Linked DNA regions of Homo sapiens: region 2 is linked to region 1. Evidence: read pairs that join two places in POLR2A ChIA-PET (ENCODE). Cell type or tissue: OCI-LY7. All regions are shown on one strand. Links, peaks and the distances in the headings refer to the core of each region. The heading gives the core; the rest is flanking DNA. Region 1 overlaps WNK2 (WNK lysine deficient protein kinase 2). Region 2 overlaps NOL8 (nucleolar protein 8).

The links. Peaks named below come from ENCODE experiments on the same cell type or tissue, not always from the same donor. Only the 100,000 strongest peaks of a DNase experiment are listed, where the experiment ranks them.
Region 2: POLR2A ChIA-PET joins it to region 1 with 6 read pairs; 1 of 35 experiments calls an interaction of 5 or more read pairs at or near these places.

The regions. Positions count from the first base shown.
Region 1 is chr9:93,265,290-93,268,206 of GRCh38, reverse strand. It overlaps WNK2 (WNK lysine deficient protein kinase 2), which reads right to left. Exons shown (of 30, transcript NM_006648.4): 17 at 291-461; 18 at 142-187. It overlaps LOC124902214 (a long non-coding RNA gene), which reads left to right. Exons shown (of 2, transcript XR_007061668.1): 1 at 1-765; 2 at 2,627-2,917. Among named protein-coding and RNA genes, the nearest start is that of WNK2, 83 kb to the right of the region's middle. In OCI-LY7, for the core only: no CTCF peak of the experiment used is centred there; DNase peaks (open chromatin) are centred at 486, 1,416, 1,991 and 2,406; H3K4me3 peaks cover 2,500 bases; H3K27ac peaks cover 2,500 bases.
Region 2 is chr9:92,297,692-92,300,608 of GRCh38, reverse strand. It overlaps NOL8 (nucleolar protein 8), which reads left to right. Exons shown (of 17, transcript NM_017948.6): 14 at 593-719; 15 at 1,655-1,725; 16 at 2,273-2,352; 17 at 2,723-2,917. The coding sequence ends at 2,773. Among named protein-coding and RNA genes, the nearest start is that of IARS1, 5.5 kb to the right of the region's middle. In OCI-LY7, for the core only: no CTCF peak of the experiment used is centred there; a DNase peak (open chromatin) is centred at 1,308; H3K4me3 peaks cover 1,053 bases; H3K27ac peaks cover 2,412 bases.

The DNA.
Region 1 (2,917 bases), core at 324-2,823:
CAGCTGTCCCCAGACTGGGGCCCCTGGTCACCACATGCTTCCATAATCCCCCCAAGCAATGGCCAAACCCCTGGTAATATGCTGAGTGGGGACTTTCATCAAACGCCTGCTTAAAAGCAGGGAGGGAAGTTGCAGACTCACCGTTCTGCTGATACACGGGGGCGTTGGCTTGGGATTGTCGGCTCTCCTGAATGAGGTGGAGGGTCAGAAATGAGCCCACTGAGCTGCAGCGCCCACCTGCCCAGCCACTGCACTCTCACCACCTCCCACCCCGGATTTCACAACCTCACCTCCCCGGTGCCCAGGCCGCAGGTGCTGAGGTGTGGCGGGCTGGTCCCTGGGTCGGAGCCACGGTCGGCGTCTGTGTCCTCGCTGAGCATGTCCTCTGCCTTGTCCATGACATCCTTCATCTGCTCGATGAACGTTTCCCGCTCGGCCTGCAGGATAAAGTCATGCTCCACCTGCAAAGGGACATACTGCCAGTGAGGACCAGCTGCAAGGCCAAGACCACCCTAGGTCTTCATCTGGATTGACGGATGTCTACCCTGTACCAGGCCCCAAGGGAAGAATGGTGAAAGGGTGCAGTCCCCAAGACAGGGGCTGGACAGCTCAGCAAGTGACATGGATGGCCCCAGGATGGGAGGAGAGCAGCCTCATCTTGAGAAGCAACTCCCTCCTCCAAGCATGGGACCTGGGCCAGCAATGCCCTGCCCCAGCTGGAGCTGGTTACAGACCCTGAGGCCGGTCCAGCCATCTTCAGAACAGGTAAGTGCATAGGATGCAGGGGGCCGAGGACGGGGACTGGGAAGAGGGGAGGGGGTCCATCTGGGCACAGGTGCCCAGGCAGTCATGACAGACAAGAAGGATGGATTTGAAGGCAAAGGTTCCAGCCAGCAGGAGGTTGTGGGGGACAGAAAGCAACAGGGGGACGGGAAGGTTATAGCAGGATGGCCATATGTCACCTGTCGGTCTGCGCACCCCCTGCTCTCCCAGCCTCAGGCTTTGACCTTCAACTATGGCCCGGGCACACAGGCAAGCGTGGCCTGATGTCCAACGAGCAGCTCCTGTCATGGCTGAGGGGAGGTCCCACACCACAGCCTGAATGCCACGAAGCCTCCAGACCAGGGGCTCAGGAGATGTCCACAGTCTCCAACTTTCACAGTGGGCATGTGGCCCTGGGCTCACACCGGCTCTGGCTAAATCCTCGGCCATTCAGGCAGAGAAAATGCTGTGCATCTCATAAAACCATAACCAATGGAAGAGGTCAGCCTGTGCCACCACCCAGTGGGGTCCAGACCCTGCCCCTTTCCTGCCATGGCACCTCCTCCCAGGCAGACACCTCTGCAGTCACCGAGATGCTCTAGGCCCTGCCTGGGGCATCTGTGGTCTCAGATCCCTTCTAGGATGGGCACATCTGCCCTACTATAAACAGCTGGCTGAAAAGCAGAGCTCCTCTGCGCTCCACACTCCCCTGGCACCCCAGACCCCAACCCCAGGAGCACCACCTGCATACACCTCCAGACAAAGTGCTGGCTTGTGCTGTGTTCCGTGATTCACCACTTAATTTAGTGTAACATGTGACTGCAATGTTGTCTAAGAGGAGTACACTGTGGCCAAAGTTGGAACATCCAGCCAGCTGTGACTGGAGTGCCACATACGAGAATTTAAGCAACGTTCCAATTTTGTGAAATTTTCACTAAACAAAACTGAACTAGAACCCCTTTGCAACTAGAAAATGTTTTCCTATTATGTTTCTTTTCAAGTATGTTGAGAATAAAATTAACTTGAAAACAAAATAAAAATCTAAAAATACAAGGTCCAGGTAAAACCTGGCATTAGAATCCACGCCAATTAAATGAAACTTCTGCAGTTCCACCTTTACTAAGGGGCTGGCAAGGTCGTCATGGTCAGAATGATGAACCCAAGGCCTGCCGACCTCTAACCACTGATGGGACATTCAGGGACAGCTGGTACCTCACACTCACAGAAAGACAGTCCACAGGGCGGGCAGAAGCTTGTCTAAACAGCGCCTGTCCCACAGGCCACACACCCACCCTTCAACTCGAACCTCTGGAGCCAGTCTGTCCCTGGGATAGGAATGGGCTGTGAGGAGGAGGGCTGCTGGGCTGTTTTTATGGACCAAATTTGTATATCTGTAGCATGCTTACTTCACACAGGTATGTTAGGTGACTTGGTTTACTAAGATGGCAGAAAAAGCAATAAAATGAGAGGAGTATCCGAGTGCTGAGTGAAAAAAACAAGGCTGAGAAGATGCTATTTTTACAAAGCACACAGCTAAAGATAGCCCCATTGCTTACTGTGCAGGACTTACATGTGTGCAGCTCACAAAGACTCACACACAGAGACACACAAGAAGACTGAAAACCAGGGGGCCAGTGGACACGACACAGGCTGATGTGGCTGATGTCGCATGTGTGGCTTCCTGCTCGGGCAGGCAAGCACTGGAAGCGTCAGCCGCACATGCAGCATCAGCTGGTGGCTGAGTGATAACTTCACGGGTGTTCACTTTATTATTATGCTTTATCATGTTTGAAACACATGTGTATAAAGTAATACAAGACACAGGTTTAAAACACAGTAAGATGAGAGAAGAAATGTTCTCCAGTTTCAGTGGCCCAGTGAGGACCTGGTGTTTGTGCTGCGCTGACGAACCAGCTGCTTGCTGCTGACAAAGACTCCTCCCTGACCAAAGCGCAGCTCACGCCTCTGACCCTCCAACTAGGCTTGACTAGGCCCCATCATGTCTTCAGCCTAAGCCAGTTGTAGAAAGAATTCCCAGCCTTTGTATCTGACCATATTCCTCATCTCCCACCTTTGAGGTTGAACAAAGCCTCTCACCCACCCCCAGCAAGGATCCTGTTACGAGGGTTTCTCCAGAATCCCTGACCTTGATGTC
Region 2 (2,917 bases), core at 142-2,641, 970 kb after region 1:
AACTTTGAGAGCAAAACGTGAGAAATTGACCTTGAAACGAGTCCTAAAGACATCAGCAACTTGAAAGATGTTTTTTAAGTACTTGGGAAATTTTGAAGACTTGTGAGGTGATTGTCCTGATCTTATAGCAGTAGTTTTTCCAGCAGTTCTAGCAAAAAGTTTTGGGTATTGAAAATGTAAAGATATATTCCTTTTCTCATTTATAAATAGACAAGAGGGAAACCTGATTTCCCTGTATCCTATTATATTTTAGGCTTCTCATGCAAGCACAGATGCCATGGTTATTTTAGGTGTCATTTTTAAAAATTATATAGCTCATTTATAAACCTTTATTTTTTAAACCTTTTTTATATTACTGCTGTCCTTATCAGATCATTCTAGCAATGCCAAAATTATGATAGTGGCTTCTGAAAATATTTGAAAAATCTAAAAAGATGATACTACCTATTTTTTTGATACTATTTTAAATTAATGATTAACATATTGGAACTTTAGATATGTCTACGTGGTAAAAGTAATCAAATGAATGTGTTCAGAAATACTTGGCTGTGGAGTTACAATCCCATCATCTTTTGTTGTCATAACGATATAGAGACCTACAGAGTTGAAACAGTGAAACCTGGAAAGATTGTCTGGCAGGAAGACCCTCGTTTACAAGACAGCAGTTCAGAAGAGGAAGATGTTACTGAAGAAACAGATCACAGAAACTCCAGTCCTGGGTAAACAATTTGTTTCTTTGCAGGCATAGTTCATAATTTGTAAAATCTGAATTAGACATACTTTAGAAATATTTTAGCTTCTCTTCACATGACAACTAAATTGTCTTAGCTTCTTTTTTTATTTTATTTTTTTTTTTTGAGACGGAGTGTTGCTCTGTCGCCCAGGCTGTAGTGCAATGGCATGATCTCAGCTCACTGCAACCTCCGCCTCCCAGATTCAAGCAATTCTCCTGTCCCAGCCTCCCAAGTAGCTGGGATTACAGGCACGTGCCAACCACACCTGGCTAATTTTTGTATTTTTAGTAGAGGCGAGGTTTCACCATGTTGGCCAGGCTGGTTTCGAACTCCTGACCTCAAGTAATCTGCCCACCTTGGCCTCCCAAAGTGCTAGGATTACAGGCGCCCTGCCACTGAGCCTGGACATCTCAGTTTCTTTAGAGTGTTCTCTAGCCTTTTTATAATGGAGAGTGTGTTTCCTTTTCCATGAGATTTGGATAGCACTAAGGGGAAGATAGTTTGTGCATAGAAAAGGGAAGGTGGCCTGACAGTGAAGTCACTGGTCTGGAAACAGGATGTTGCAGTTGACTGGGTGCCTACCCATGGGAGGCACTGGCAAATGGGGTAGCAATGGTGGGAGTGAGAGTATCAGCAACCAACACAGGAAAGATAGAGGTTCTACTTAAACAAGTCTTCATTATCAAAGCTTCAGATAGAAGAATGTTAGAGGGAGGGTTGTTTTAACTCAGGGCAAAATGCACAAAATACAAAGCAGATATATTTAAGAGTCTCGCTCACCTGGATTCTAGGGGGAAATGAAAAAAGATATATTTAAGAAATAGTGTATTTATGTTTTGAATGTAAATATTTCTTCTTAAATATTGAAATTAAACCAACCAATACCTATTTTTCTCTCTCCTTTGTCCCTTTCTTTTCAGAGAAGCATCATTACTTGAGAAAGAGACCACTAGATTTTTCTTTTTCTCTAAGAATGATGAACGACTTCAAGGTCAGTCCATTTTTTTCATCAAATTACATACATAGAACAGGTAATAATACAGCTACAGTAATTCACATCCAGGAATTTTGACCGTTGGTAATGTCATGTGGTTTAACCCCATTTGTTCACACTGATGAATGTTAACTTGTAAAGCTGTCAAGGTCTGAGAGCTCCCCACTCACCACTTTCTTTGCCCGCTCATTCTCATCAACAAAGGGTTGTTTTGTTCCAAGGGCTTCCTTAGATGTTAGACATATAAAACCCCTAAGTTTTAGTGCCATAAATTCCATGTGAAAACTCAGGCTGTTGGGGAGCTCATTTCTTAAAGCCTAGCATAAACAAAGTTACATAATAGTAAATGATATATATAAACAGTAAAAGCAATATTATATTTTTCATTTGGAAAGAAAAAATACTAATTTTTGAAAATAGGTAGAAACTGAGGGAAAAGAATGATCTTAACTGGTATTCGAGACCTTGATAATGCCAACACTTAGAATATTACCAATTTTAGTAGTAGTTTGCTGCCTCATCTTTCTTCTTTTTCCCCTAATAGGTTCTGACTTATTCTGGAGAGGAGTAGGAAGTAATATGAGCAGGAACTCTTGGGAGGCCAGAACAACCAACCTGCGTATGGTGAGTAATTGTTTCTCCATATTATTTCCTAAAATAGACATGTTACCTATCTAGAATTACAGTCCTGGAAGGGAACTCATGAATGGTATAGGTGAGGAGACTGCAGACTGGCTCAATTGAGTGACTGGTCTCAGAATCCAGCCAAGCCTATTAAGTAACACGAAAGCATCAGATTTTTAAAGACTGAATTATAGTTCCCATTATAAACAGTTAATGCCAAAAATGCCAATATCCCCTCTTCATTTCAAAAGAGCACTTTCAAAATAGGTTTCCACAGCCCTGACAGTGAGAATAACCTGTTTTACTTCTATCTACTGAACATCTTAAAAACAATTTGTTTATTGCTAACCAAGTCTTTTTTTTTTCCTAGGATTGTCGAAAGAAACATAAAGACGCAAAAAGGAAAATGAAACCAAAATAATAAATGTCAGCTGGTTTTGATACTGAATGTGAACAAGGCTCACCTAAGGAAACTGACCCAGAAAACAGTTTTAGCTGACAAAGAAGAAATTTCAGAGTGAAGGAATTTTAAAAATCTGGCTGACGGAATATCATTCTGGTTGCC